Regions from separate parts of the Homo sapiens genome. Here region 1 is linked to region 2. A link is a loop called in an ENCODE intact Hi-C map of the cell type or tissue named here. Cell type or tissue: dorsolateral prefrontal cortex. All regions are shown on one strand. Links, peaks and the distances in the headings refer to the core of each region. The heading gives the core; the rest is flanking DNA.

What was found. Peaks named below come from ENCODE experiments on the same cell type or tissue, not always from the same donor. Only the 100,000 strongest peaks of a DNase experiment are listed, where the experiment ranks them.
Region 1: a loop joins it to region 2, with 2.3 times the contacts of the local background. A loop is called at or near these places in 26 of 110 quality-filtered maps.

The regions. Positions count from the first base shown.
Region 1 is chr1:95,467,463-95,484,093 of GRCh38, reverse strand. It overlaps LINC01761 (long intergenic non-protein coding RNA 1761), which reads right to left and starts at 9,357. Exons shown (of 4, transcript NR_033966.1): 1 at 8,919-9,357; 2 at 8,720-8,780; 3 at 7,114-7,350; 4 at 4,738-6,755. In dorsolateral prefrontal cortex, for the core only: no CTCF peak of the experiment used is centred there; no DNase peak of the experiment used is centred there.
Region 2 is chr1:95,300,564-95,317,194 of GRCh38, reverse strand. LINC01760 (long intergenic non-protein coding RNA 1760) reads left to right here. Exons shown (of 2, transcript NR_135588.1): 2 at 6,002-6,267. LOC105378864 (a long non-coding RNA gene) reads left to right here. Exons shown (of 3, transcript XR_947612.3): 2 at 258-313; 3 at 1,221-1,407. Among named protein-coding and RNA genes, the nearest start is that of LINC01760, 9.4 kb to the left of the region's middle. RefSeq lists an enhancer at 7,888-8,182. In dorsolateral prefrontal cortex, for the core only: CTCF peaks have their summits at 7,823 and 8,025 (motif pointing left); a DNase peak (open chromatin) is centred at 8,007; H3K4me3 peaks cover 2,256 bases.

The sequences.
Region 1 (16,631 bases), core at 5,070-13,069, 170 kb before region 2:
GTTGTTTCTCTTGCAATGGTCAGGTCCCTCTTCTGTAAGGCTCCTGTGGTTTTCTGGGGGTTCGCTTCAGGCCCTATTCATCTGGTTCACTCCCACACATGGAGATGTCACTCAAGGAGGCTGGAGAGCAGCAAAGATGGGTGCCTGCTCCTTCCTCTGGGATCTCTGACCTTGAGGGGCATTGATCTGATGCCAGTATAAATGCTCCTATATAGTGTGTCTGACAACCCCTGTTGGAGAGTCTCACCCAGTTGGGTGGCATGGGGAGCAGGACCCATTTAACAAAGCACTTTGGATGTCCCTTAGTGTCCCTTCACTGGGGGAAGCCCATTTGTCTGAGCTGTCTGGATTTCTCAGAACTAGCAGAAGGAAAAACTAAGTCTACTGGTCTGGGGAGACTGTGGCCACACCTCCCCCTAGGGGCTCAGGCCCAAGGAGATCAGAGTTCTGTTCCTGAGAACCTGGCTGGAGTTGTCAGAGTTCCTGTAGGGAGGCCCCACCAGTGAGGAGGGATGTGTCACGGTCAGGCCTGAAAAGGCACTCTGTCCGCCATCTGCCACAGCCAGTGTATTGGGCTGTGGGGGATACCTCTTGGGACGAAGCCATCCAGCATCCCCAGCTCCAGCAGGGAAAAGCATGGTCTGGAGCTACAGAGAGGGCTGCCATCCTTCCTCTACCCTGGAAGCTTAGTGTGTTAGGCAGCTAACAGTCCCAGTGTTGGCTATCACCCTCCCACCCTGCCAAGGGTCTCAAACAGCTTAGACAGCAGGCAGCCACAGCTGTGGTGCTGGTCGCCATTCCCCCCAGGAGCTCAGCAGGCTTAAGCAGATTCTAGCTTAGTGGCTATTGAGAATCTGCACGGCTCTGTGGTTGGGACCCTTGGCCGCAGTGACATGGGCTTGCTAGTGGGATCTTCTGATCTGTGGGTTGCACAGTTCCGTGGAAAAAGCATGTTTTCCCAGGCTGGGTAGCATGCTCACTCACTGCCTCCCTTGGCTGGGGGGTAGGGGCTCCCCTGCCCCGTGTGGTTCTCAAGTGGGCCAACACACCACACTGCTCTTCCTTCTTCTCTATGGGTTACACCAGCTGCCTAGTCAGTTTTGATGACAGAACCTGGATACCTCAGTTGCCAGGGCAAGATTCGTATGCCATTATAGTTCTTTTCGATGGGAGCCTCCAATTGCTGCTGCTTCTAGTCAACCATCTTAGCCCCCTAAATTGGAACTTTTGACTGAGCTTCTATGATACAATGGAAAATTGCAAAGTGAAATACCAGAACACAAAACAGAAATTCCAAAGATGTGCTAACAACCAGTTAGAAGGCTCCAAAACTCTCAAAGCATATGTAAATGCCTTCTCACTCAAAAGAGTGAGGAGGTGGAATTGAAAAGAATACTTGTGAGAAGGTATTCTCTGGGAAAATCTCTGCAATTGATCTCTTGCTTGCTGCCCCAAGGGTAGTAGTGGGGCTGTTTGATTTCTCAGCTCCAGCTTAGCAAAAACTTCAAATGGACCACTGAATGGCCTCTGCCTTGTACATATCCCCTGAATGTCTGAGAGAGGGATCAGAAGACTGGTCTTGATATATGCCTGAAAAATCTGGAAATGAGAAACTGTGCTTATCAGCCTCAGGTGGTGCTAAGGTAAAGTAGACTGCCATGTTTGGGAAGTAACTGTACTCCACCAATATCAAGGTAAAGAATACAGGAGTATTTCCTACCATGGAAGAGATACAGCCTGGAGCCATTTTAAGTATTGCCCAAGAGAACCGCCTAGATGACTGAAGGATGTCAATAGACAGTTTTGCCTATAGTGGATTCCTGGAAAACTAGACCAAAAGAGATACTGGCCACCAGAAAAAAAAGAAGTGCTACTTCTCAAGCTTCTGATTAGCAGGTCCCAGCAGAGAGCCTCCTAAGAATCCATGGAAACCAGTGCATGGGAATTAGCTTTGAACACCTGTTTATCCTAGAAAATCCAAAGCCATCTTATGACAGTATCACTCTAGTAAGAACTTTCTGTTTTCCCTTTTCCACCTACTCCTTTGTGCTTTAAAAGGAAAGGGCCAGAAACTGTGACTAGCATCCTGGCAGGGGGCAGGGAGGGTAGGGGTGAATAAAGGGCAAAAGGAAAGAAAAAAGTGGCCTTTGCCTCTTACCAAGGTAGCTCCTGACCTACCAGAAGCTGGGAAAGAGGAGAATGTTTAATTTGAAATTGAGTTAGGTTTTACACTGGGCTGAGGATTCTAGTCATAGAACTGAGATTAGAAAAGTCATCAAGTCTGCCAGTTCTCATTCTGTTGCAAAAAAATCCCCAATATTCTTATCTAAAAAAAATTAAAGGGGTAGTAGAAGGAAAACAAAGGGGCATACTGATAACATCTTGTAAGTCATGCCTGTTTATGGTCTTGGTTATACTAGCAAAGGCCCTGTTACGTAAGGCATTCAATATGCTTTCAATTAATGTAAATAAAATCATTTAAAATACCAGCTAACTCACATAGTATTCAATATGTGTCACTTTTCATATATTTTTATGCTTCATTTAATGCTTACAACAACTCTGTGATATAGGGACTATTATTATCTCTGTTCAAAAAAATGGAGAAACAGGCACAGAGAAGTGCCTCAGGAATAGGCTCTATGAATTGGATGCTCCACTGACACTGAGTTTCCAGAAGGAACAGAACACAGCTAGTAAAGAGGACAGCTAGGATTCATAGCCAGGCAGCCTGGCCCTCAAGACACACTATTTACCTCCAGGCTATTCTGCCCTCTCAAATTAGCAAACATTTATGGATAACTACTATGTACCTTATGCTGGATATTCAACAGTGGGTAAGTCAGATATTGTCTTTCCATGGAGTAATTTACATTCTAGAAAGGAAAAACAAGTAATAAACAAGTAAATTAATAAATGCAAGATTGAAAGAAATAAACAGGGTATTATGATGAAAAGCATAAGCAAAGACCAGAGGTGACACACAAACAGACCTGAAGTGTGGGAAGGGGTGAACCAGCCAGACCAAGAAGGGGATTTTAGAAATAAAGCATTTAGATATATCACTTATCTTATAAAATGTGACTTAAATGGAAAGACGGTTGACAGGTTAAAATGTGACATGCTTTGTCTCATATGCTTTATTAAATGATGTACATTACTCAGCATTTACTGAAGTAACTGCAAGAATGAACCTCCACATGCACACACCTGTTCCCCAGCCACCAGGCAGAGACTCAGATGCGAGATTACCTGGACCTAAGAATTTAATGAGGCTTTATGAGGCTTTAGCAGGGGCCTTGTACTTCATCTGGCTAGGGGAGCATCCACAAACAAGTATGTGGCTCAGGGGTAGCTCTGTTTTTTATTCCTTTTGGGCCTAAGGAAACACAATTTGAAGATGGGAGTAGAGAAAGAGTGAGATGAGTTAAACTACTGTTATGCTACATAAAAATGTGAGCGGTGCCATTGTGAGAACAGCACCATGCAAAGAACCAGGCTGTTGTAAAAGTGTTTCATGCTATGATTTTCCGCTGGACTGTCTCTAAAAATTGATAGTGGCCTTGGAAAGTCAGTGTGTGCGTGTGTGTGTGTGTGTGTGTGTGTGTGTGTATGTGTGTCCAATTTTTTTTAATTTTTAGAAAAATAAAGAAGCATATTTACATCTCACACTGTGGGACAACCTTTGGTGACCAGAATTGGTGTTCAGGTCTACCCTGGATGACTCTGCAGACTCAGTGTTATTCTGTGGGCTGGGGATGGAAGATGAGGGGAGCTTTCTGGGGAATTTTCATTCAGACTGAGCAACACAGACTTTAAAATTGGGGATGGAGAATAATATCTACCTCTGTGGATAAAGACGCATAGAGAGTCATGTGGTGGAGATTAGAAGAAGGATACATACATTCTTGCTGAAAGGGCTAACTTAGAAGTGGAATGCAGGCCTGGGCACAGTGGCTCATGCCTGTAATCCCAGTACTTTGGGAGGCTGAGGTGGGTGGATCACGAGGTCAGGAGATCGAGACCATCCTGGCTAACATGGTGAAACTCCATCTCTACTAAAAATATAAAAAATTAGCTGAGCATGGTGGTGAGAACCTGTAATCCCAGCTACTCGGGAGGCTGAAGAAGGAGAATGGCATGAACCCAGGAGGTGGAGCTTGCACTGAGCCAAGGTTGCGCCACTGCACTCCAGCCTGGGCGACACTGCGAGACTCCATCTCAAAAAAAAAAAAAAAAGTGGCCTACAAAGTTAACAACTATGGCAATTATGAGAGGACCCCCATTAAAATTTCTCTTTTCAGGTGAGTTTTCCATGGAATGTGGGGAAAGTCATAATTTGAACAACATTAAATATCCCCCCTTTACCCTAAACCTTTTATTCAATAACATACCTGTACACCCCTGTGAGAGGGTACTGGGGAACAAGAGATGGGCAGTCCAGTGTGGGTGAACCACATCCTCAGTCCTCTAATGGCTGCCTGGAGGGAGCTGCAGCCTATGGAGGTATCATGGGGACCATGGGCAGGAATTTCAGGCAGGGTGGGCCTGGGGGCTTGGAAGGCATTGGGAGGAGTGTATGAAGATGGGGTGGACAATTTGGGGACAACTCCTATTCTTTCCTAACTCTTCAGAGGAAGAGAACCCTATAGGAGAAGAAAAAGTGGACATTTGAGTAATACCTGTATTAGTCTGTTTTCATGCTCTGATAAAGACATACCCAAGACTGGGCAATTTACAAAAGAAAAAGGTTTAATGGACTCACAGTTCCACGTGGCTGCAGAAGCCTCATAATGATGGTGGAAGACAAGGAGGAGCAAGTCACTTCTTACATGAATGGCAACAGGCAAAAAGAGAGAATGAGAGCCAAGTGAAATGAGTTTCCCCTTATCAAACCATCAGATCTCATGAGACTTATTCACTGCCATGAGAACAGTATGGGGCAAACTGCCCCCATGATTCAATTATCTCCCACCAGGTTCTTCCCACAACAAGTGGGAATTATTGGAGTACAATTTAAGATGAGATTTAGGTGGAGACATAGAGCCAAACCATATCATTCTGCCCCTGACCCCTCCCAAATCTCATGTCCTCACATTTCAGAACCAATCATGCCTTCCCAGTAGTCCCCCAAAGGCTTAACTTATTTCAATATTAACTGAAAAGTCAACAGTCCAAAGTCTTGTCTGAGACAAGGCAAGTCCCTTCCACCTATAAACCTGTAAAATCAAAAGCAAGTTAATTACTTCCTAGATACAAAGGGGGTATAGGCATTGGGTAAATACAGCCATTCCAAGTGGGAGAAATTGGCCAAAGCAAAGGAGTTACAGGCCCCATGCAAGTCCAAACTCCAGCAGGGCAGTCAAATCTTAAAGCTCCAAAATGATCTCCTTTGACTCCATGTCTCATATCCAGGTCATGCTGATGCAAGAGGTGGGTTCCCATGGTCTTGGGCAGCTCCATCTCTGTAGCTTTGCAGAGTACAGCCACCTTTTCCAGGTGAAGTGTGCAAATTGTCAGTGGATCTACCATTCTGGGGTCTGAAGGACAGTGGCCCTCTTCTCACAGCTTCACTAGGCAGTGCCCCAGTAGGCACTGTGTGTGGGGGCTCTGACCCACATTTCCCTTCTGTGCTAGCAGAGGTTCTCCACAAGCACCCTGCCCCTGCAACAAACTTATGCCTGGGCATCCAGGCGTTTCCATATATCTTCTGAAATCTAGGTGGAGGTTCCCAAACCCCAATTCTTGACTTCTGTGCACCCTCAGGCTCGACATCATGTTGGGGCTGTCAAAGCTTGGGGCTTACACCCTTTGAAGCCATGGCCCAAGCTGTACCTTGACCCCTTTTAGTCATGGCTGGAGCAGCTGGGATGCAGGGCACCAAGTCCCTGGACTGTGCACAGCACGGAGACCCTGGGCCCAGCCCAGGAAACTATATTTTCTTCCTAGGTCTCCACACCTGTGATGGGAGAGGCTGCCAAGAAGACCTCTGACATGCCCTGGAGACATTTTCCCCATTGTCTTGGGGATTAACATTCAGCTCCTCATTAATTATGCAAATTTCTGTAGCCAACTTGAATTTCTCCTCAGAAAATGGGATTTTCTTTTCTATCACATTGTCAGGCTGTAAATTTTACAAACTTTTATGCTCTGCTTCCTTTATAAAACTGAATACCTTTAACATCCCAAGTCTGAATTAACACATCCCAAGTCACCCCTTAGATGTTTTGATGCTTAGAAATTTCTTCCACCAGATACCCTAAATCATCTCTCTCAAGTTCAAAGTTTCCCAGATTTCTAGGGCAGGGGCAAAATGCCACCAGTCTCTTTGCTAAAACACAACAACAACACATATCTTTGCTCCAGTTCCCAACAACTTCCTCATCTCCATCTGAGACCACTTCAGCCTAGACCTTATTGTCCATATTGCTGTCAGGCTTGTGGTCAAAGTCATTCAACAAGTCTCTAGGAAGTTACAAACTTTCCCAAATTTTCTTGTCTTCTTCTGAGCTTTCCAAATTGTTCCAACCTCTGCCTGTTACCCAGTTCCAAAGTCGCCCCCACATTTTCAGGTATCTTTTCAGCAACACCCCACTCTACTGGCACCAATTTACTGTATGAGTCTGTTTTCTAAGATAAAGACATACCTGAGACTGGGCAATGTACAAAAGAAAAAGGTTTAATTAGACTCACAGTTCCAAGCGGCTGAGAAGGCCTCACAATCATAGTAGAAGACAAGGAGGAGCAAGTCATGTCTTACATGGATGGCAGCAGGCAAAAAGAGAGAATGGGAGCCCAGTGAAATGGGTTTCCCCTTATCAAACCATCAGATCTCGTGAGACTTATTCACTACCATGAGAACAGTGTGGGAGAAACTGCCCCCATGATTCCATTATCCCCCACCAGGTTCCTCCCACAACACATGGGAATTATGGGAGTACAATTCAAGATGAGGTTTGGGTGGGGACACAGAGCAAAACCATATCACCACCCCATGCTCATATCTGAAACATAAAACTTTACTTGCTATCTACTTTGGCCCTTTCAGGCCAGTGTGGCTATTCTGTTTGTATATAGGTCTTCTCTAGTAAGAAGCCAAATATTTAAACTCACCTTTTCCCAAGGAGAGAAAAGCATGGGTCAGACCTCCAACATTGGCTGGCAACTACCAGATGGAGGGACCCAGTCAGGGGAAAGGCGGTGAGATGGCCTGGGGGGCTCCAACTGCCCCTTTTCTTTGGAACCAGGCACGAATTAGGCCAATAATTTATTGCTCCCCATTCTGTAGTATCTCTTTGTGCCCGTGTGTGTTCATGTGGGTGCGTGTTTCTTCTGTTGTGTATTCCTCTCCTGTTAAAAATGTAATGAACTCAGTCCAGGTACTTTTGTGGATTGTCATGCTATCCCTGTAGTTGATTCTAATGTCCAAATGTTTCATTATTTGCCAATGGTGCAATAAACACTGCTATGGCTAAAAAGTCTATATTTTCTATGAATGGGCCTATCTCCCACAAAAGTATACTAACAAAGGAAAACTAGACCTATTAGACCTATTATAATAACATAATCTGAATAATCTGGCAGCAGAGCAAACTGAGACTTCTATATATAAGTATTATTCCTTTTTCAACAAAGAATCACACGTCCTGATATCTTGTCAATTTGTTCTCATCCCCTGCCCTTGTTTCATATGGAGCCCTGTCAAATTCTATCTAAAGCCTTACACTCCTCTGCTTTTGGGGCTTCTGTGTCCTCACATGACTCCTACAGTGCCAGGTGCTCTGGTACCAGCAAAAAACATTACAGATTTAACGGTAGTTAGATTTTAATTTCATTACTTTGGACTTTAACCTGCCCTCTAATTAGATGATGAACTAAGGAAAATCTAATTACTTTTTCAATATTCCTTCAGTGGCATTCTTGATTATTGCTGTGTCCCATTTCTACAACTCACAGGGGCTTCCTGAATGTGGATAACAATCACCTCTTTCCCAAGAAAAGCTGAAGTAACTCCCTTTGTTAAAGAGTTGGAAATGGGTTTGTTGGTTTGTTATGTGTCTGCTGTTTTATATTAGAATTGGCTCTGTAAGTTTCACCCCTACCATGAGATTAGTCAAGTTTGGGCACTCAGGTAGCCAGAAGCATTTAAAACATGCTACAATTGGCCTCTGTCTTGAAACAATTCTCTTTTGTTTTGCAAGACAAGCGTATGACCTTTCCTTCAGCCAGGAGCCAGTGGGTAATGGATTACTTGATTGACTGGGTATGACACTGCTGTTGAGAAAAGTACTTTGAACATATTTGGCAAGTTGAAAGTGGCACAGCTCATTAGGATACCATTATGTTAATTTGAAATGCCACTCAGGTAAGGAAGCAGTTCTGCTATAATGGTACATTGTAAAGAACTGCCTGGATCCTTCAGATGGAAATGGCCTTACGGTGGTGAGGCCAGCTAGATGGTGTGGATCCCAGGACAATGTAATAGGCCGTGCTACCTGCCCAACTCCTATGACTGCCTTTATAAGGAAGGCAAGAAAAGAGACTGGAGTATCCTTGTGTTGCCTGATTGACTCCCACTGGCTTCATGGATTCAGGCAAATGAAGGAAACAAGAAAATAATAGGCTATGTCTAAGCTTTTGTCTTTTGCCTCTGACCCCACATTTCTTGGGGGGGGATTAACTCGCCACCAATTAACTTGCCCCGTTCCCCCAGACTCACCACAGTCACCACAACCACTGGAGTGAAAATGAAGGTCCTCGTGCTTCTTTGCATCAGATTCCTGGATGAGATTTCACAAACAGCCAAAGAAAGGGACAGTATCGTTAAAGATTAAAAACAAACACTAGTAACCCCAACCAAGAATTGTAATGGCAACTAGGGGAACAAGAACAACAGCAAAAAAGACAAAATTGCTTACCAAATGTTTACAGACACTTCATAGCCTCTCTACCTCATTTTGATTAAACTATTTAATATGTTGCATTTACTTTCAGTGTATCGGAGATAAGGTCCTGTGAGTTTGAAGTCTGTGATCCACCAACAAACATATTTTGCAGTAAGAGGTTTTCTTGTGGAGAACAGAAAAAATGCTGAGCGAGAGAAGCTATCCTACCCAGCAATTCAAAGATATTTCCCCTTCTCTGCTTTTACTGAGAGGCAAGATGACTCTTCTGCTTCTGGGAGGGTCAAAACACAGAAAGAAAACCAGTCCAGAGGAAGGATTATCTTGGATACAAACCCTTTTCCTGGGATACTAGCTAATCCAAAAATACAAGCTGGTGCAAGACAGCTAAACATCAGTCCAGCTCCTCTTTGTGTCTGTAAATGTAGCTCCATGTAAGTGACTTGGAACAATTAAACCACAAAATCCCAACAAAACAAAGTGCAGACAATTTATAGCCCAGCTACAGCAGCTAGGGAGGAATATCTAATAGTCTTACCTAAGAAGCAATTACAAATGAAAGGGCTTCTCAGTAATGGAGATTTTTTTTTTTTCAGGAGGCACTCTGCCAGAAAATTTTTTCACCAAAAGGCAGAGATCCATAAAACCTCCCTTTTAATAAACTATATCATTAATAGATGTACCAGGCATATTTGCAACATTGGAGGAGAGCATGTCTCTCAGTAGAAAAATGAGTAAATAGCTAGAGCTAAATATATATGGTTAATGAAGTCTGTACTCTTTGAAGGCCTTAACCATGGACAGTCCAGGGAGTACAAAGACTGTTGGTTTCAAAGTCCAATGAGTAAGAATTCAAATGGAGTTCCAACACTTACTAGCCCTAGGATTCAGGCAAGTTTTTAACCTCTCTGAGCCTTGGCTTCCTCAGTTGGATAAAAAGGACAGTAGCATTTGCAACCCGGAATTACTATGGAGCCAGCGCATAACAGTTGCTCAACAAATATTACATCCCTGATCTTTTTTTTGCACAATTATAGAATAAAAATAGGAATAGTATAAATTTCTACCTTTTATACAAGATAGTACATGATGAAAACAAAGGAAAGAATATTTAATGTCATTTAAAAAGAAAATATCCTAAGAGGCAGAAGACCTGAAGTCAACTCCTGGCTCTGTCCATTTCCATATCTATAATTCTGCTCTTCCATCTCTCTGGGCCTCCAACTTCTCATCTGAAAACTGGAGAGATCTGACCAACTTGTTGCTCCCTAGGGTTTCTTCTGGCTTTGAAATTCTTTGATTTCACTAATGACTGTTCTTGTTGATAATGTGTAAGCCACTGAATAGATAAGTACTTAAAGCCCAATCATTTTGTATTAGAAGCAGCAGCATATAATAGTAATGAGAAGCTTCTAAAACTGGACTGCTTTGGAATTTGAATTCCAGATTTGCCACTTACTAACTCAGGGACCTGAGAAATTTAATCTCTCTGTGTATTAGTTATCTTATCTGTAAAATGAGTAAAGTCATAGTTACTTGGGTCATGAAGATTTAGTGAGTTAGCCGTGGAGAGTGCTAAGAACAGCATCTGACACAGAGTAAGCAGTCAATGAATGACAGCAGCTCTTTGTTGTTGTTGTTGCTGTTATTATTGTAGTTGTTAACTATTAAGGGGAGATGCAGTAATCACTACAGTGGTTTGGCCAACTTTGGATTTAAAATATAGTGATTTTGTCTTTGTATAAGTGAGTTTTAATCAATTATCTTTCTATGTGCCCATCATCCATTCAGTCCCCACCTGCTTCATTATAAACACCCAGAGCAATGACTGTCCCTACTTCTGTAGCCCAAGTGGGCACATGCAAGACAGCTCTGAGTTCTCTATATATGGAAAGAAGACCAAGCCCAGAAAAATGTACTGTTAAGCACTGCCATAATTTGTGAAAAGGTCAGACAGTTACACAAGCATTTTGCTGAGACCAGAGAAAAGCAAACAAAGACTAATACAAGTGCAAAAGACTATGATTTCAAAGTAAAAGACACGTTGAAACTTTTTAAAGAGTCACTTTCTGAATATTATGAAACTTGAGAAAAATTTATATCAGCAATTTATAACATGACAGCAATATTACCCAAACAGTTAAAACAAGTGATTGATCCAGAGCAGATTTTTATGCCAACTAATCTAATTTGTGTTGGCAGCAGGTATCTTCTAGAAGTTTTATATTCATTTAATGGCATTTTCATTGTTTAGTGTCTATGACACTTTGATCTCACCAACTATAATCAGCCACAGTACAACTAGGTAGAGTGAACACCAGGGATTGTTACTTCAAAGAACAGACTCTCTGCCCTCAAAGAGCTTACAGTCTAATATGAGCAATTATAACCCAGCACAAGATGTAAAGAGTGACACTGTGTGGTTCAGACATCAAGAAAGCAATAAGGCTTGAGGAGATGGGGATAGTGCTCTTTGATAATGTGTTTCAGATGCCATCTTACTGATAATGTGTCTCATTTTACTTTTACCTAGACCTGGCCTCTAGTTCCACTTTTCGTTTTCTCTACAGATTCTTCCAGCCTTAACTATTTCTAATTCCACTAAAAAAAAGCAGTTTGCTACTGATTCACAGAACATTTCAACCCCCCTCACACATTTTCATTGACTTTCATCACACAGAACTTAATTTTCTCAAGTTCAATCATTGGTAATACTATAGTTTAAAAGAATTTCCTAATGTAGCCCTTCTGAATCTCCTAATAAAATATTGTTGAAGATAAAAGAGCAAATTCAAACAGAAACTCAAGAACATCTAGAAAATAACAATAGTGAAAACACAGTATATAAGACCTTATGGAAATAGTTAAAAGAGAAGTCAGAGGAAAAATAGTATCCTCAAATACTTCTCTGAATACAAAAAGAAATAGGAAAATGTGTAAATTAGGCACCCAAGTTGCAAAATACAAAATAAGGCTAAGAAAAGCAGAAAGGTGAAGTTAATAAAGATAAGGAGAAATGAATGACTTAGAAATGAAGAAAAAAGGTGCTAAACAGTAAAATATAAAATTGATTAAAAACACCAAAAAGTAAACAACTTATTGTCCGCTCTGATAAAGAAAAGAGAGGAAAAGCAAAAAAAAAAAAAATACAAAATACAAAATATAAAATAAAGATCTGAGGGTGAGGCAAGATGGTGGAATAGAAGGCTCCACTGATTGTTCCCCCTACAGGAACGCCAAATTTTAACAACTAACTGCACACAAAGAAGCACCTTCATAGGAACCAAAAATGAGGTAAGTAATCACAGAACCTAGTTTTAACCTCATACTGCTGAAAGAGGCACTGAAGACATAGGAGAGACAGTCTTGATTCACAGATAACACCTCTCCCTCATTCCTCCCAGCAATGGCCGTGCAGCACAGACAGACAATCTGTGCACTTGGGGGAGGGAGAGCACAGTGACTGAGTGACTTTGCATTGAACTCTGTGCTACCCTGTCACAGCAGAAAGTAAAACCATGCTGAACTCAGTCAGTGCCTGCCCACAGAGGGACCATTTGGACCAGCCCTAGCCGGAGGAGAATGGCCCATTCCAGTGCTTAGAATTTGAGTTTCAGCAAGCCTCACCACAACAGGCTGAAGCGTACTAGGGTCCCAAGTGAACCTGAAAGGCAGTCTAGGACATAAAGACTGAAAATCTTAGGCAAGTCCTGGTGCTATGCTGGACTTAGAGCCAATGGAATGGGGCAGCATATGACCTAGGGAGACATCAGGCAGGGTGGCTTAGAAGTGTTTACAACACCCCTCCCCTAACCTCAGACAGGGAAGCTTAGAGCAACAAAAGTGACTCTTTCCATCTGCTTGAGAAGAGGAGAGAGAAGAGTAAAGAGGATGTTGTCTTGCATCTTGGATACCAGATAAGCCACAGTAGGATAGGGCACCTGGCAGAATTATGAGGCCCATATTCCAGGCCCTAGCCCCCAGACAATATTTCTAGACACACATTGGGCCAAAAAGGAACACTATTCCTTGAAGAGAAGGACCCAGTCCTGGCAGGATTCACCACCTGCTGAAAGAATTGTTGGGCCCTGAATAAACAAGAGCAATACCCAGATAGTATGCCATGGACCCTGGATGAGACTCTGAGATGTGCTGGCTTCAGGTACCAGCTCAACCACAGTGAAATAGAACACCAAGCAGGCTCTTGGGTTCCAAGTCCAGGCTTAGGCTCTTGGACAAAATTTTTGGAAGTGCCTTGGGCAAGAGGGGAGCCCACTACCCTAAAGTGTGAGTCCCAGGCCTGGCAGTATTCACCACAGACTGACTGAAGCACCCTTGGACCTTAAGTGAACATCAGCAGTGGCCTGGCAGTGTGATCTGCTTATGGGCTAGAGGTGGTAGTGGCCACAGGGAGAGGCTCTTTTGCCTGTGTAAAGGGGAGGGAAGAGAGAAGGACTTTGCCATATAATCTGAGTGCCAACTTAGCCAGAATAGAAGAGAATACCAGGTAAATTTCTAAGGTTTTTGACTCTGATTCCTGGCTGCCAGACAGCATCTCTGGACCCGCCCAGGGCCTGGGGGAACTCACCAACCTGAAAGGAAGAATGCAAACCTGGCTGGCTTCACTACCTGCTGATTGCAGAGCCCTAAAGCATTAAGTGAACATAGGTGGCAGACAGGTAATGGTTACATCAGGCCTTTGGAAAGACCCAGTGTTGTGCTGGCTTCCAGTCAGAGCCAGGGCAATTCTAGGTGTGATGGCCACAGTGTGCCTGCATCACCCCATCCCTACCTCCAGGTAGTTTAACACAGAGAGAGAGATACCATTTGTTTGAAAGAATGTAAGGAAAGAGAAAGAGTCTCTGTCTGATAATCCAAAGAGTTCATATGGATCTTATTCAAAACCACCAAGGTGATACATCTACAAGTCTGCATGAACCACAACATTACTGGGCTTGGGTCTCACATTTCTTCAAATACCTGAAAAGCCTTCCCAAGAAGGACAGGCACAGATTGAGAAGCCCACGTTGTGAGAACTACAATAAGTACGTAACTTTTCAATGCCCAGACACCAAAGAACATCTACAAGCATCAAGACCAGCCAGGAAAATATGACCTTGTCAAATGAAGTAAACCAAGCACCAGGGACCAATCTTGGAGAAACAGCCATATGTGACCTTTCAGTCAGAGAATTCAGAGTAGCTGTTTTGAGAAAAAAAGAAATTCAAGATATCACAGAGAAGGAATGCAGAATTCTATCAGATAAATATAACAAAGAGATTAAAGTGATTAAAAACAATCAAGCCAAATTCTAGAGTTGAAAAATGCAATTCACATACTGAAGAATGCATCAGAGTCTCCTAGTAGCAGAACTGATCAAGCAGAAGAATTAGGGAGCTTGAAGATAGGCTATTTGAAAAGACACAGCCAGAGGAGACAAAAGAAAAAAAAAAGAATAAAAAACAATAAAGCACACATTCAATATCCAGAAAATAGCCTCACAAGGGCAAATCTAAAAGTTATTGGCCTTAAGAAGGAAATAGAGAAAGTGATAGGGGTAGAAAGTTTATTCAAAGGGATAATATCAGAGAATTTCCCAAACCTAGAGAAAGGTATCAACATTCAAATACAAAAATGTTATAGAACATCAAGAAGATTTAATCTAAAGAGGTATTGAGGTATTAAATACCTCAAGGCATTTAACCCAAAGAGGTTTTGAGGTATTAAATACCTCAAAGCATTTAATAATCAAACTCCCAAAGGTCAAGGATAAAGAAAGGATCTTAAAAGCAGCAAGAAAGAGAAAAAAAAATACACAATTGAGCTCCAATACATCTAGCAGCAGACTTTTCCGCTGAAACCCTACAGGCGAGGAAAAAGTTGCATGACATATTTAAAATGCTGAAGGAAAAAATTTTTACCCCATAAGAGTATATTCAGTGAAAGTATCCTCCTTCAAGCATGAAAGAGAAATAAAGACTGTCCCAAACAAAAGCTGAGGGGTTTCATCAACACCAGACCTGTCCTACAAGAAATGCTAAAGGAAGTTCTTCAGTCTGAAAGAAAAGGACATTAATAAGCAATAAGAAATCATCTGAAGGTACAAAACTCACTGGTAATAGTAACTGCATAGACAAGCACAGAATATTATAATCCTGTAATTGTAAGGTGTAAGTTACTCACATCTTAAGTAGAAAGACTAAATAATGAACCAATCAAAAATAATAACTACAACAACTATTCAGGACATAGACAGTACAATAAGACATAAAGAGAAAGAACAAAAAGTTAAAAAGCAGGGAACAAAGTTAAGACATGGAGTCTTTATTAGTTTTATTTTTGTTTGTTTGGAACAGGGTTAAGTTGTTATCAGATTAAAATAATGGATTATAAGACAGTATTTGCAAGTCTCATGGTAACCTCAAATCAAAAAACATGCAATAGATATACAAAAAAGAAAAAGCAAGAAATTAAAACATATCACCAGAGAAAATCACCTTCACTAAAAGGAAGACAGGAAAGAAGAAAAAAAGGAAGAGATAAACACAAAACAATCAGAAAACAAATAACAAAATGGCATGTGTAAATCCTTACTTATCAATAATAACATTGAATGTAAATGGGCTAAACTCTCCAATAAAAAAGATACAGAGTGGCTGAATGAATGAAAAAGCAAGATCTAATGATCTGTTGCCTGCAAGAAATGCACTTCACCTATAAAGATAAACAGAGGCTGAAAATAAAGAGACAGAAAAAGATATTGCATGTCAATGGAAACCAAAGAAAAGCAGGAGTACCTAAACTTATATCAGACAAAATAGATTTTAAGACAAAAACTATAAGAGGAGACAAAGAAGGTCATTACATAATGATAAAGGGGTCAATTCAGCAACAGGATATAACAATTGTAAATATATATGTACCCAATACTGGAGTACCCAGATACATAAAGCAAATTTTATTAGAGCTAAAGAAAGAGTTAGAATTCAATTCAACAATAGCTACAAATTCCAACACCTCACTTTCAGCATTGGGCAGATCTTCTAAACAGAAAATCAACAAGAAACATTGGATTTAATCTACACTGTAGAGCAAATGGACCTAATAGGTATTTACAGAACATTCCATCCAACAGCTGCAGAATACACATTCTCCTCCTTAGCAAATGGATCATTCTCAAGGATAGACTACACATTAAATTACAAAACAAGTCTTAAAACATTCAAAACAATTGAACTAATATTAAGCATCTTCTCTAACCACAAAGGAATAAAACTAGAAATCAACAAGAGGAGGAATTTTGGACACTATACAAACACATGGAAATTAAGCAATATCCTCCTGAATGACCATAGGTCAATGAAGAATTAAGAAGGAAATTGAGACCAGGCATCATGGCACACATCTGTAATCCTAGCACTTTGGGAGGCCAAAGCAGGAGGATCGCTTGAGGCCAGGAGTTCAAAATCAGCCTGGGCAAGATGGCAAGAACCTGTTTCTATTAAAAATTTTTAAAAAGAAGGAAACTGAAAAATTCCTTCAAACAAATGATAATGAAAACACAATACAGCAAAACCTGTAGGATACAGTGAAAGTGAAAGCAATTCTAAAAGGGAAATATACAGCCATAAGTGCTTACATCAAAAAAGAGAAAAAACTTCAAATAACTTAATGTTGCATCGTAAAGAACGAGAAAAATAAGAGGAAACCAAACCCCAAATTCCTAAA
Region 2 (16,631 bases), core at 4,254-12,253:
GCTTTGGAGTGTGGTATCAGTTTCTTGCATCTATCCCAAGCCTAGCCCCATAGACACATGTCTAGGTCCTTGTAGATGGGTGATTAATAGCATGCATCTAAAGCCAGTTGCCTGGATTCAGATCTAAGTTCTGTTGCTTGCTGGTTGCCTTGAGTGAGTCAGTTAACCCCTCTGGCCTCAGTGGAGATGAAAATAATATGGGTCTGTTGTGAGCATTGCACAAGTTAATGTATGTAAATCTCTCCCCACACTGCCAGGCACACAATGAGCCTCACGTAAGCATCAGGTACTACATTTAGGAAGAGAGATGGTGGTAAGTAAAAGTTTAAAATTATTCAATTTGGGAGCACAAGCCACACTAATTCAGAATCACTAATTTGAGAGAAAATTGAAAGAGGGTGATCATCTAACTCCACCATCCACTAGAAGCAGCTTAGCTCATTGAAGTGGTGGCACCGTGGTGGGGCTGGAAGCAAGGGTAGTCCCAGCAGAAGGCTTGGGCACATGACAGAGGCAGTGGTGCTCAGATAGAGGTGGCAGCAGGGGCAATGGCATCACCAGGTGGTCTCTGTGACACCCACAGGTGGTGTCTCAAGACATTCAAGGTGCTCAGTGAGTGCAGACTATGCAGGAGAAGTGACACAGAAGCCTGATGGAGGTGATGATACCCAGTGGCCATGGGACTTTGTCAGCAAAGGCAGTGATAAACAGCATGAGAGGTCAATACTCCGGGACACCATGGGGCAGACGTCAGCCTTATTCACATGCCCATGGGAGAAATTCCCTGGGGTCGACCAGAAGTGCGTGGTGGTGAAGCTTTGCCAGGTCCTCATGAATCCAGTGTGACAAATTCCTCAAATTACCATTGGTGTGAGCTCATTCTTCCAGAAGAGGAATATTGGGAAATCATAGAAAGCACAAGCTTTAGAGTTAGTCAGGCTTGTTCTCCATTCAACTGAACACACTTCCTGAGCACCTTTTTCATGCCATAGGCTCAGCTCTAGTTGGTAGAAACACCACAGTGAGCGAGGCAAAAAGTGTCCTCCTCACAGGATGTTCACCTTACAGAGGGAGACACAGTTGATAAACAAGTAAGCAAATACATTAATGAGAGGTTTCATGTGATAAAGGCTGTGAAGACAATAAAGTAGGTAATAATGCAGGAGATGAGTAGAGCAAACTACTTAAATAGAGGAGCCGGGTTAATCTCTCATTCACAGTGAGGATGCAGTGGCCAGAAGAGGCAGCCCAGGGAAGATCTGAGGTGAACCCTCTGGTTGGAAAGCCTTGGCAAATTGGAGGAATGAAAAGAAAAAAGAGTAAATCTACAACAAGGATCAGCAAACTCCAGTCTACAGGCCAAATCCAGCCTGCTGCCTGTTTATGTCAATAAAGTTTTATTGGAACATAGCCACACTCGTCTGCTTATTTATTATCTATGGGTGCTTTCATGCTAGAATAGCAGGGCTGAGTAGCTGCAAGGGAGACTGCATGGCCTGCAGAGCCTAAAATATTTACCTGGCCCTGTGCTGAGAAGTGTGCTGATCCCGGTCTAAAGCACTGTAAACAAGCTAGGGGGAGAACAGTAGGAGATGAAGTTTAAGGGTTCAGGGAAAGGTGGCAAATTCTGCAGGGCCTTGTAACCCATGGAAAAGGGCTGGGATTCTGTTCTGCATGTAATGGGAAGTCACTGGAAAATTCCAAGCAGGGAGCACGTGATCTGACTTATGTTCTTACAAGGCCACCCTGGGAGCTAAAGAAGAGTAGATTTCCAGTCTTTGGAAGATGGACCATAGGGCCAAGAGGCAGCCAGAAAGTCTATCAGGTGGCTACTGCAGAGCCCAGTGAGAGACAAAGGTGCCAGGGATGGGGACGGTAGCAGTGCCAATGCAACAAGTGGTCAAGGTATATTATTTTAGGTAATATTTTAGGTTTAACAGGCATGAGAACCCTTACTCCACTGTGTAACCTTAGGCAAGTTATTCAAATGCTGTAAGCCCAGTTTCTTGTCAAAAAAACCCTCAGAGCACTATTGTGTGGATTGAATTACAAAATACATCTGAGGTGCCTGTCAAAAAGTTAAGTGTTCAATAAATGTCAACTATGATTACTGTTTGTTGTTGTTGTTGTTGTTGTTGACTGATGAGACCTGTGGAAAGATCAGGTTGCAGCATACAGCTCATTGTGTCAGTTAATGGTGCTCTTCTCTGCCTGATTAAATTTCTGAGTTCCCTGGAGACAGGGAAGCTCCGTTATTCATCTTTATGTCCCCAAAAGTGTGCCTGGCACATGGTAGATGTTTAATAAATGCTTATTGATTAAACTATTATTTTTTAAGAAAGGAGGAGTATTATCTATTCTGCCATTTTTCACCAGAAGTGTTTTGTTTTCAGGATTGATATCCTGTGTCACATTTTTGTGACACAGAACCATTCCAAAGATACAGAGGTAGCTGTCTCTAGGGAAAGCTGGTACCCAGCAAAGGAAAACTCAGATGCTATTCTTTGGAAAACCTCTAACCTGATAAAATATGTCAGTGTTTGCAATAATATATTGAATCTGGGCTAAAAATTCACCATGCACAAGAAATCCAATCTTCACAGATACATATAAAAAATCTCTGCCATAATGTGGATGAGAACAATGAGTCCAAAAATCGTTGCTCTAATGTGTCAAGCTGTTTTCAGACTAATTTCAAAGTGGTTGGATATTCTGATCCCTTGCTCAGCCATATTAAAGGGTCCTCCATTTTGCTTTATTACCTCCTTCCTTTTATTCATTCATTATTCTGCCTTTAAAACTAAAAGGAGTTGGATTAAAATTGAGACTTCAGAATTATTTGTCAACGTTCTTATTCTTTGGCGTTAGCACTTACCAAAAAAGACTGGAAATCTACACTTCTTTAGAAGTTAAATTTTGTCATTATATGATAGTTTCAAATGAAATTAAATATGACACAAATTTTAAAATAAAAAATGACACCTGTAAAATACATACTCCTAGGTGACATTTTTATTTTTAAAAAGTGGTTAAATACCATAGTGGTCATACAATACAAAATTGTAAAATCTTCAAAGGGCCACAAAATAAAATGTTACCAGTTGCATTTACCTGTTGCATTCAGAATAACTAAATGTATTCTTAACACATACATGTTGCTATATCTGAAAGAGGAATTCTAATTTCTTAAAAATTAACAAATTAACACTAGGTGAGAAATCTCTTCGAGGCAGTCACCGAATCATAGCAGTACTACACAAACTTACCAATAGCTAACAAACCCTAAAAGAATGAGAAAATAAAAATAAGGAAAATACTTAAAATAACAGGACACTAAAAAAGAGGATCCCTTATTATAGTAAAGAAAAGGCTGAAATCCTTGAAACACCAGGCAGCAGCCATGAGGAGGGATTTTTTTTTTTTAACACGGAGCCTGGCATCTCACAAATAACGTATGTTCTATGTTATGTGGCAGTTGCTATGGTAACAACCTTTATTTTCTGAAACAGTACACAGATGTGTACAACATACTAACTTACTGGTTATAAATTACAGCTTTTCCCATAGTTCAATAACTTAAGAATTCTACGTTTTTGAAATCTCAGAAGTTCTGTTGTTATTACATTCTTTTATGAGATAATTTTCCTTGTACTTTCAAAATGAGAGTGCTCCCAAACATACCAAAAGAAAGGAGCAATGAGAAAATGGGGTATCTCAGAGAGCAGCAGTGCACTGAGTACTGGCTATAGAGTCTGTAGGAAACCCACTGAAAGAAGGAGAAAATTACTTTAATGAATTAGGTATCATGAACAATAGTCATGAGAAACAAGTTGCCAGCAAAATGATGTCATAAATAAAGTTATGAATTGATTTCCTATTATAAGGTGCCATATTTGCAGTTTTAAAATAAATGAAGATTATTTCTTAGAAGTGTTACAAACATTAATATAATTTTATAAGGTACAATAGTGTGGTTGCATGAATTAACCTGGTTTTTTTACTTCAAATGAAATCTTCTGAGTCTTGAAAAGACCAGAATCTGGGGGAACACTTATATTACTCTATTTAATATGGGATTAGTATCCCTTTGTCAGGTTAAAAAGCAAAAGACAGATTTTTACTGATTGGGATATTTTTATATTCCAACTTTAATCAACAAATACTTGAAAAGTGCCTTCTACATGCAGGGAGCTGGCTGTCCATGCTTAGATGCATATTGACATGCGTGGAAACATAAGTTATAGGGAAGTTCAGTTCTATAGATGATTTTTTTCCTATTCTAAAAATTTATGTTATATTTTCCATGTGGATCTGAATATTTTCTTTAAATAGGTAGTTCACATTGTAGATTTTTTAGAGTTGTCAGAAAAAAATCATCTCTGCAGCATTTATGAGGTGAGAGTTCATTACCTGGGAAACATTTGAAAAATAAGCTTGTATAGCTAGCATTTACAGTTAAAAACCATCTATCTTAAATAAGAAAAAAGATTTCTAATTATAAGAAAATTGTAAGTACCCTTACATAAAAAGTAACAAAGCACCCCTGATTTAGAAAGTCCAGAAACTGCACTGCTAATGGCTTTTCCTAACAAACATAAAACACTGGGAACTGCTATTTCAAGTCACAATACGGTTACATTCAAATTCAAAATTGTCTTATAGCAGCAATGACAATGAGAAACAATTGAATACTGTGCAGATAAGACCAAATCATTTTGAAAAGCCTGCACCATTAAGTGGTGGTTAAAATTTTTGCTAATGATTTCCACACATACTTCTTTCTATATCTTTTAGAGATATATTAAAAACGGGACCATGACTAATCCATTCAAATCCTTATGCTATCAGAGAGAGAGTGAGAGAAAGAGAGAGAGTTAAGTTATCACCTAATGGGGGCTTAGTGGCTAGAACTCAGAACCCAATAGAAAAAGAGTACTTCACTGCTAGGTGCATTTTAAAAGTATTACTTAAATTACATTTAAGTCATCAGATAATTATGAACTTTCTTCTCTTTTATATTTATATGGCATATTTATTGAATTGCACAGTATGCTTTTACAATAAAGTGCTTTTTACGTTGCCGCCTTTGTTCATCCAAAATAAAACTGACAGTTATCCTTTTATAAGCTATTCTGAGAACATTTTCTCTTCTTTGAAGCTGATTGATGCACTACTTTAAATGTTCCTGCAAATATCTTTTCAATTCAAGTTTTTGCATAATGTAATAAGAAGATAAAAGAATTCTATACTTCAACAAGAGACATTACAAAGCAAGTAGAGACATTATCAAGGGCATTAACTTGCTCCTAATAGCAATAAAACCTTTTAACTGTCTGATGTAGAACATGCTCCCACCAAACCACCACATATTATGGTAATTGGCTCCAATTTCTGAATCTTACATTGTAAAGTTACAAAGAGTTAGGCAGAACTGAAAAACAAATCTCTAATACTCATCTTGTTACTGTTCCCATTATAAGATGTTTACTTTTTACCTCTAAGGAGGACTGGTCTGCTCTGTTGTGCTGCTCTTTACTGTGCTATCATATTTTTGCATCCTGTCTCATTTTTATTTCTACTCACTGATATCAAGACACTTTTCTTCCCAAAAAACTCTTTTCTAACTCCAAAACATCACAGTAACACAAATAGCATTTTCCTGAGAATTTCAGTGTAACAAATGGGTTCTCTGTGCATGCCTGTGTCACGTCTCATTCACTTTATGTGTTCTCTCATCACTGGCAGATACGACAGGGAAAAACAGTCCATGAGGACGCTTTGATTTTTCTTTACAACGCGTTACTAAATGACATGAGTAGCCTTTCCATCCTGGCCAAGAGGAAATATAATTTCAAACTAAAGTTGAGTTCAGATTCTGTTAAATTAAATAGCAAAGAAACAGTCACTCTTGGTTTTATTCCTCTTAGACAGGAAGCAGGGCAGTGGGGAATTGACATGAGCCGTTCCTCGGTGATTAACCTGCAGTTTATGTTGTTTCTAGGTGACGTGCCCATCATGCAGGAAGCTTCTCCAAGGCTGGCGAGAGCAACTTGTCTGCTTTGAGAAATGCAGATCTATCAGGATCCAGAATCGGACTCTGAAAAAGCTGTCATTTCATGTCTCTAAAACAGCCTTTGATTTAATGTACAAGATGTCAAGAAGTAAAGGACAATAAAATAAAAACCAAAAAAGGAGAACTATTTCAATTAAGAAGCATTCCTATATCAATTCTTGGAAATCACATAAAATAAAAGCTGTCAGAATCAATCTCTGTTTAAAAGGCTGATTTTTTTGTGGTGCTTACATACAACATGCAAGACCAGAAAAAAATACAAATTACTAGCACAGAGCAGCCAAACTTAAAAAATCCTTTCTCATTAGAGAGATATCTGGTTATTAAATTTTCCTAATGGATCTAGGAAAAGTGTTTTTATGGCTGGGGCTGAGGACTGAGGAGAGAAGGAAAGAAATAAACCCCCATACAGAAAAAAAGTCACAGATGCAATCTCCAATTCTATATGAAGGAGTTTCATGCATTTCCAAAAATTTCATCTTTAATTGACATTAAAAGCCTCATATAACATTCTAGGAATCTACCTTTTATTGCTATGGGTTTTCAATGATGTTTGAATGCCTTTTTCAGAGAAAGATAAATATTTCTTGAAAGATTGCCCTATCACCCTAGTAATCAAATATCCTAAAGGCGAATTGAGAAAAAAATCTTTATAAAATCTGAGGCAACCTTTCAGTTAAGAGTATAATAATATTAAATAAAGATACAAGCATTGCCAAAAACAAATAAATAAAGCTCTTCTAAATGTGACTTCTTATTATGGAAGACATCACTTTCATTTTCATTTAGGTTTTTTTTGTTTTGTTTTGTTTGGGGTTTTTTTCTGAAATTTATTTATTTTTTAAATTGACAGATAAAATTGTATGTATTTACCGCATACAACATGATGTTTTGAAGTCTATATACACACTGTGGAATGGTTAAAGCTAGCTTATTAACATATGTTCATTTGTTCTTAAAATACACTGTTTAAGAAACATGTGTTACACTTCCAACTTTACTCCTGTCCTTAAAATTTTTATTATGCATTTTATTCCACATCTTTTATTGAAAAGGCTAATGGGCAGGGAAAGAAAAGATAAATTCATTTGCTGTCCCCCAAAAGGTTTGTATACATCAGGGGTATACCCCTTTCAGTGGCCTATTTCTGGCACCTTTATTTTTTAAAAATCAAGTTTTTCTGAAGGGGACTATTTAAAGAAGAAAATCCACTCCTTCATCATCAAATCAAGAACTTTTCTTAAAGTAAGCCTTCCACAGGCAGTAAGAGAAACAGCCTAAGAAGTTCCTCCAATCAAAAGAAGAAAAATAACAAAATCAGCTCACCCGTGATTTCCTTAATATACTTAAAAGAGATAAAATCCCACTGATGCCTCTAAAAATAAAAATGAGGAAAGGGCAACTTTATTGATTCCCTGCAAACCAACGAACGTGTAGCTTATTGATAACACTAAACACCATCTAAGCCTTTAGTGATTTTCAACCAAAAGTCTGTCTCTGAATGATGGTTTAAATCATCGTATTAATATATTAGGGTAAAATTACCATGGGAGACACTTGGAAATTAATTAAAAACCCTGCACTCAGTTTGTTTGTGAGAGAAGATAAATATCACACATGGGAAAAGATGCCTGACAACCGCCATAGTTTTCAGATCCAAATTAGACCCTGACAGCTATGTCTTTGTATGACTCTCCTTGGGGTATGATAAGCAGAAATATAGAATATGAAGATTTCTGATAGAAGTATTTATTACTGACACTTCCGAAACATTCCATGTGTGGCATCAGCAAAGCATGCTTCACCTCAGACAGAAATGTCAGGTTTTCTTCCAAGATTTGTTTTTTTCTGTTCCTCTTCCCCCATTCCCATCCCTCCCTCCCCATCCGCCACTACCCCCCTTCTCCTCCAAAAGATGATCTTTTTTTAGAAGTTCAACAGCAGCCCCTGGTGGAACTCAGCAGTTGTTTCAGCCTGAGCACAGTTGTTAAAGCAATTCCATTCATCTTGTCAATAAAAAGAAAAGTCTGTACATGTGTATATTACCCCCTCAGTGTGCTGTTCCTGCAGGTCAGGGATCAGAATACAACCCTGAATGTACAAAGGCAGTGCTTTATGATGGTAATTTCAGCCAATTTCGGTAGCTGGAGTTTTGAAAAAATATATATATGTAACAAACAATAAACATCTGTCTCCAATGTCACATTCATTTTATGCATGAAGACCGATAATTAACTGCTCGTGAATAACGCTTACCACAGAGTGCGTCAAAGTGAAGAGGCTCCACACATGTGAGGGGGTGATCGCTATTTTGTTTGGCTCATGTTGTGACAGATTCAGCTTTGTCACTTAGCAAAATGAGCTATACAAAGTGACAAAGAAGGGATTCCTCTGGGTCAGAGCTCAGAAAGCACCACAGTATGCTACTGCTCCATCAGAATGGCAAGCTAGGCTTAACAAGAAAGCCCACCAACATGCTCTTCAGAGAGACCATCTCTACTCCTTTAGGGCTTGGTTGGCAGCCCCAGATTACCATGTGGGGCAAGAGGGAGATGTGTGGCTCTTTGTTTGCATTAGGCAGGGTCAGTCTCTGCACTTCACAAAGGTGCCTGGTAGAGGGGCTCAAAGCCAACTCTACTCCCTCTGGAGCCATCTCCCTAGAGAACAGTCACTTTTTTCTTAGCACAAAGGCAATGTCCTATTTCTAAACCCCATGCCTTTGGGGTTGCATCACACCAAAGGAGTTGCCTTCCCAATTCACACAGAGGTGCCATATAGGCTCCTGGTGGCTCAGATGCTAGGCAAGGAGAAGGAGACTTGCATAGTGAAGAGGATGGCTCTCTTGCCAGAGTCTCATGTGCGCCGGGGTTGAGGAACATAGCAGGCATTCACCCTCCAGAAGGCTCATGTTACGACAGAGGTAAAATGAGAAATTTACTCAAAGACTCAAAAGTCTACTTGAGTAAATTTATTCAATGTGTATTTCACTCGTGTATTTTGACTTTTCTCTTCTTAAATGATGAGTTTATTAAGAGGAAAAGCAAACAGTACTTTCAAAGCTTAAAATAGCTTCATGATAAATGCTAGGATCGAAGAAATATTATTTTAAGTGAAAACATGGTTTTTAAATTTTGAAAGTATTGTACTTCATATTAGCCCTTCGCATGACCCTGAAGCCACTTAAATCTCTGGACTGATCTCATGTGAGGCTAAATCAGGGAGCTGATGTTTTGAGACCAGAGAGAATCCCACGATAGGCCACTTACTGAGTGCCTAGTGGATGTCATGCACTGGGGAGGAAGAGGGATAGAAAGAAACAAGGCTTAGTCACTAATGAATTACAATCTAGTAGAAGAGACACATGTACCCAAATAATTTTAATATAGTGTGGGAGCAATGTGCAGAGTCCTAAGAAATACATGGATGCCCTTAGCTCAGCCAAGGGGTCAGCAAAGGCTTTTCACAGGGAAGACACTTGCACTGACTTAAAGAAAGATTAGAAATTAGCTACAGAAAAAAGGGGGAGAAGACATTAGAGGGCAAAATAGAAGAAAAATTACTATGTCCCCAGGAGTGAAGGTGTAAAACTACATGGTATATCCAAAGAACTCCAGGCAGCTTGATATTGCCAGAGCATGAAGTATGGTATGAGAAAGATGGGAGTGAGGCAGGAAAGACTAGGAAAACCTTCTCTGCCCTCCCAGAGAGATGGGATCTGTCCTATGGGTCACGGAGAACAATTAAAAGACTTTATGTAAAGGAATGACCATATAGGGAAGGAAGGAGACTGAAGGTCTGTAGACTGACCAGGAGTTTGTTGTGAAAGAAGATAAGGATCAAGAGAAAGAGGATAAGGACCTGAATTCTGGTGGTGAAGATGGGGCTGGAGACGAAACGGTAAGTATAAGAAATGTTCAAAGGTCAACACTGAAAGAAGATAGTGTTTTATTGGATATGGACCCTGAGGGATGGGTCTTAGATAACTCCTAGGTTTCCAGCATAGGAGACAACATAGATTGTGGTGCCATCAACAGGGTTAGAGACTGCAGGGGTCGGAATAGGTTTGAGGGGAGAAGATGACACTCTAAAGAAGTACTTCTCAAAATACGTCCTCAAAAACCCTCCACTGGCCTCCAGACAGCTCCTTGTAACACTGATTATTAGCACTCCCCTTGAATGTCACAGCTGGAGAGTGACCTAACAGATCATTAAGCCTGGTCACTTTACAGCTGTGTGCCGTCAAGTTGAGGGGTGCTAGGGCAGGTAGGACTCCAGAATGCCTCCCCAGATGCAACCCAGGAGGGTCTACTTTTACCTAGTGTGTATATTATAATTCTTCATAAGACTTAGATCACAAAAAGAAAATCACAGTTTGAAAACCACTGACAACCTCTTCTTTTACAGAGAGGAAACTGAGGCCCATGGAGGTGAAATAATTTGTCCACAGATACAAGTCTATAGCAGAGGCTGAGCTAGATCCGTGACACAGAGTTCATCACATGTCAATTCCAAGTGTCCTCCATGCTGTGGTTTCCTCCATGAAGCCACTGCTTTTGCTGTGTTTTTTGGAGCTAGCTTCAAAAACCTCCTTTTTAAAGAAACTCAGTTATCAGCTTCTTCAGTTGTATTTATTTAATAAATATTCATTGAACATCTTCTGCATGCCAAGCCTTCTTTTTTCAAGAACACCTGAGCATCTCTGTTTGGATTCCCAGTTGTAATTTTTGATTCTTTGGGAGTTCTGACAGGGTCTTCAACTAGTGTTCCACTATAACTGGATGTGGTTATGACCCAAGAGGGGTTTTAGTCCCTAGTAAAGAGGGTTAACATCAAAGACATGGGTTTCCTAATTCACTGGAAGATTACAGCTGATTTACATGTTTAAGGTAATTTTTGAAAATATGTTTTTAAAAATCTATAAATTTCCTAAGGTATTTTAAGATTCTATTCATAATTTTTTAAATAATTACTTTTCAGTGTTACATTAATTTTTTCATATATACATATAAGAACTCGCTGGAAATAATGCCCCAAAACTCAATAAACCTAACTTTACAAAACTGAGAACTGGCATCTGAAATAATTACAGGATAGATTGTTTTCCAAAAAATGAGAATTCACATAAAATAAAATAAATTTGATAACCCCTTCCTCCCCATCATACTAATTCAACAGCTGCTTGTACTGACAGGGTAATTCCTAAAACAAGGGAAAGCAAATCCTTGCTCAATCTAGAAAAATAGAGACAAATGTAGCTAAGGGGTTACAACAACCTGTTGACCTCTTTCCAGTCTTGAGAATCTTGTCTCAGGACTCCCAGAAGGGAGCAGCGGCTTGCTTCGTTGTAAAGCGTGTGAGTCAGGGTAGAAACAGGAGCCAGCCAGAGAAAGTCCTCCTGCTCATGGACTGCCAGAGATGAGATTCGCACAGGCCTTTTCAGGAACATTATATAACATCTCGCTGCAGGAAGGAAAACCACTGCTCAGTCTCTCCTGTTGGGGAATTCATTCTTCATCTTATGAAGCTCTTTAAAATATAGGGCCAAGGAATCAGTCTTTCTTCCACTGCCTCTTTACACTTCACCACCCAGCCCCACCCCGTTTTCTTTCTGTACTCCTCCCATCTGCAAATGGTTTTTAAAATCAGAAATTCTGTGTATATCAACAAGTATAAAACCCAGCTAGCAGGGGTGGGTTGCAAGAACAAAGAAGGGGGGAAAAAAGGAGAAAATCCAAGATTATGGTACAAATCGATTACAAGGCTCACTCATTACAGCCTATTTCTTTTTTTTTTTTTTTTTTTTTTTTTTTTGAGACAGGGTCTCACTCACTCTAATCATGCAGGCTGGAGTGCGGTGGCATAATCATGGCTCACTGCAGCCTTAACTTCCCAGACTTAGCTGATCCTCCCACCTCAGTCTCCTGAGTAGCTGGGATCACAGGTGCGCACCACCACACCTGGCTAATTTTTTAGTAGAGACATGGTTTTACCATGTTGCCCAGGCTGGTCTTGAACTCCTGGGCTCTAGAAATCACCTGCCTCAGCCTCCAAAAGTGCCGAGATCGCAGGTATGAGCCACCACACCCAGCCTAACCCATTTCTTTATAGGTGAGAAATCAAAGTGACTCATCTAAGATTACTCCACCCACTGTTCTCACACAGTGGTATTATTGAGTATAGGAGACAAATAAGCAAACAGGAAAGTTTTAAAGATCAGGCAAAAGCTTTACTGGCTCCACAGGCCTGCATTTCCATCAGTTTCGTTTACATAGAAAAGCATATTAGTGAATGGTCACAGTGAATCTTAGAGGGAGCAAGCATATGGTTAGTGCTTATCCCCATTACCTCTCGAAGTCCAAGGAAATTCAGAGTTAATCTTCTTTTGAGATGATCATGTTTTGGATATTTTGATCTGGTGTCCTGGAAAATCTCATTTAACAGCAGTTTTGTTGATTCACTCAACAAATGTTAACTAGAAGCTTACTTTACACCAGCCCTCCAAAGTCGTGAGCAAGACAGCCCAGGTCTTTTACTCTCTTGCTTATCTGTCTTAACCTTGTCACTGCATGGTCATGGTGCTGGAGCCACATTTCTTTCCCAAACCCAATAAATGGACCTATCAGCTTTTTCTTACAAAGTAGTTGAAAATGGCTTAAAAATCTCTTGAAGCTCATGTTCTGTGTCATAAATAACAATATTGGTTTATCATCTCTGTATGCCTCCTTCGGGTGTTCTGGCTTCCTTCTTTCTGAGAATTCTTCTGCCATGTGGACTGGCCTTGTCTAAATGCAATGACACTGAGTTACACATTAATGGAACTCCACGTAGCACATGAAGCCTCAATGGGAACATTTAACAAAATGAAATGCTTTGGTGAGCTCTTCAAATTCATTAGAGTCCAATGATCAAAGATGTCCTGGAACAGATAACTAAATGTGGATTGGAAATACGAGGTAGATAGGTCACAGAGTCTTCTGGCAAGTCCTTGGAAACATCAGATCAAATGCCAAAGGTCTAAAATGCCAAAGGTCTTTAGTATGACTATGAAATTAGTATAGGCCCACATCCCTAGGAGTGAAAAAACTTACACTGGGTCTAAAACATAGTCGATTGCCTATGAAAAAGCAAATTGTCAAATAAAAAAATGGAAAATGTGACCCAGCTCTGGGAGGCAATGGTCCTAGAGATTAAAAATGTGGCTCATCTGGTCCCAAATTCATAGAGACAGAAAGTAGAATGGGGGTTTCTGGGGCTGGGAGGAAAGGGGACTGGGGAGTTATGGTTTGATGGGTATAGAGATTCTGTTTAGAAAGATGAAAAAGTTTCTGTAAATGGGTGGTGGTGATGGTTGCACAACAATGGGAGTGTATTTAATACCACTGAACTGTAAACTTAAAACATAATTAAAATGGGAAGTTTTATGTTATATATATTTTAACACAATTTAAAAAGTGGAAGCTGGGCAGGAAAGAAGAGTATAATGGATTGTCCATATTAGTTCATTCTGCCTAGTTCCTAAACCAGAATTTACCCACATGAACATTTTGAGCTTTGACTTCTTCATATATAAATGTTAATCATGGTGCCAAATTCACAGTTGCTTGAAAGGATCAAATTAATTTTTGAATGTGAAGGGGTAAAGAAGCATGTGGCCCATCTAAGTATTCAACAAATATTACCTCTTATTACTGTATCTCTTCTGGATATTTCAACTTGCTGTTTATTACTATGAATAAAAATATTATACAATGCCTTCAATAAGTTTGTGAAAATTTCCTTTAATTACCACATTAGATATAACTTTTTTTGCATATAATGCACCATATGGGGAAAAAAAGTGGTTTTGAAATATTGTTCTTGCTTTCTCTACTTTTATTTTATTAAATTTAGTTAGGATAGGGTTAAAAGTCAAAGCAAACATCCTATCAGCTAGCAGTAGTCTACTGACACCAAAAAAGTCCCATTGGTATGAGAAACTGATTGCAAGTAGAATGGTCTAAGGATTCCTTAAAACAAATCTTATAACAACCCATGTCTTTCTCAATTACCAGAATGCTCTGTAATACCTGATAAGTATTTGTCAAGACAATATACATCAGTAAATTTAATTACACATTTATTGAGCTTATATTTTATACAAAATATTGTGCATGGTGCTCTAGGAAAAGTTACGACGTAACATACATGTCCCTGTTCTCAAGGAGCTGCTGTCATGAAGAAAAGTCAATTTCCTCAGCAAGTCTTGATTACATACTTCTCCCAAGACAATTCTGAATAAAGGTAAGAAAAACTGAAAATTTTTTCCAAACTGTAAGAAACCTTTGATTGAATCACTCTGTCTTATACCATAGCTTAGAGGATATATTTTCCTTTATGCATTCCGATATTTGAGAATAATGAATTCAAAAATTACTGGAAAAAGAAGATCTGTAATTGACTGCCTAAGGAAACTATAAAAATCCTTTCAAAATTCCCACCAGGAGTAGAAGCGAAGTGGATTCAGATACAATCTGAAATCTTCCCGAGCTTTCTCCACTGGAATTCTAATCAGTGAGACCCCTTTAAGCAGTTTTAAAGCTGCTTAATTTAAATACAGGAAGTGTTTCCTTAGGCCCCTAATACTTTGGCAGAGCTGATCCTATTTCCTGAGATTAAATAGAAGAAAATTCTTTCCTCAGGAGATTGAACCACACACAATAAGATCATTCATTAGAATGTTCATATAAATTCAAAATATACCAGGGGAAGACCAAATGTCGTCTTCATAAAGGGTAACAGCCTAGAAATGCTAAGTGGAGCCATGACTGGTTTTACTCTTGAGTTTTGGCCTTTGCGGAATATACGTTCCCCGGGAAGAATTATTGAAGTGACAACTCATTTTCACAATGAAACCAAGTACAAGACAGCTAAGATAAATAAATAAATTAATTATTAAATATTTTATTCTAAATAAAAACCATCTGTCAATATTGTTTGTTTTTTAACAATATTTATTCATGAAAATAAAGCTGTACCTTCTATAATGTGATCCTTACTCTACTTTGCACCACTTAAGACTTAGCAATAGGAAAATCTCATAAACTTTAGGAAGTCTGCATTTTGATCTGTCAGGGAAAGGGAAAGCTTAATACCAAAACCTGCTACTCAAATGCCTGATTGGTAAGCGGAGTGCAAAAGGATACCTCTAAAACTTTTGTATTGTTCCATAAAAGAAAGGGGAACACTTTGCCATCTCTTGCCATCCTTCTGTAAATTGACATCACCTCACTAAATTTGACAGCTAAATAGTGTTCTGATGGTTGTTGAGACTTGTGTGTCAGATTTAAAAACGTTATTGTTGAGGCTTACTTTGATGGTAAGATTTTAGAGGCCTACTTCCTTGCTAAACAAATGTATTATAGAGTGATGGATAACAGAGATTCTAAGGATTACAATGAGAGATCAAGGAGTTCACCTGCAATATCTATGCATTGACAGCCGACTTTATTGAAGTTTCACAATATTAACTGCCTCTCTGTGGACTGGCTTAACCAGGTAGGTGATTATCAATTTATCACCAGTCAAAACACAGATTGCTTCATGTACGGTGTCTGTGGCATAATCATGTACCTTGAATCTCATCAAACTCGAATGATCCTACTAGGATGATTCTTATAAGACTGAGAAAGAAACATTAATTGGGAACTTCTCTAATGAAATTGTGTCTAATTCTCAGTTTGATAGAACATCATTCCTGGAGCCTTGATTAAGAATTCACCATTCCAAAAGGGGGTAAAGAAAGCCTGAGAGATAGAATGGAGAGAGAACTAAGGTTTTCACTTCCTCTTCTTGAGCCTTGCTTCTTTTAACAATTCCTCACTCCCACTCCAGGGACAGAAGGCAAGAAATTGAAGAGTCCTCAAAATCCACTCCAGAGGGGAAGAATTGTGCCCTGAAACTCCATCTAGCAGTATACAAACTGACTGAATTGCATATAGGAAATTATCTGGGATAACCATGGACCAGCACCAAGATGCCTGCATGACCTATTTGGCCCTATTTTCAATACTGCAAGAGCTTTTAAGTTTTATAATTCCACTGTATTTTCTGAGTCTATCTTTTAACAAAATCTGACCTTTCTCCACACATTGAATTCCATTAGCTGCTATCCCAATTAATATTTGTTAAAGGCAGGCAATGAGAGAGAAGATTTTGGCCTTAAGTTTTTGTCTGATCAGGGCACAAATAAATAGCTACACTAGGCAGGGAACAGTATAGCCTGTAATCCTAGCACTTTGGGAGGCCGAGGCAAGAGGATCACTTGAGGCTGGCCAGGAGTTTGAGATCAGCCTGAGCAACAAAACAAGACACCATCTCTACAAAAAAATTTAAAAATTAGCCTGTGGTAGCGGCACACCTGTGGTCCCAACTATTTGGGAGGCTAAAGTGGGAGAATCACTTGAGCCCAGGAGGTCGAGGTTGCAGTGAGCTGTGATTGTGCCACTGCACTCCAGCCTGGGCAACAGAGCAAGATCCTGTCTCAAAAAAAAAAAAAAAAACTACACTAGCAAACACTAAT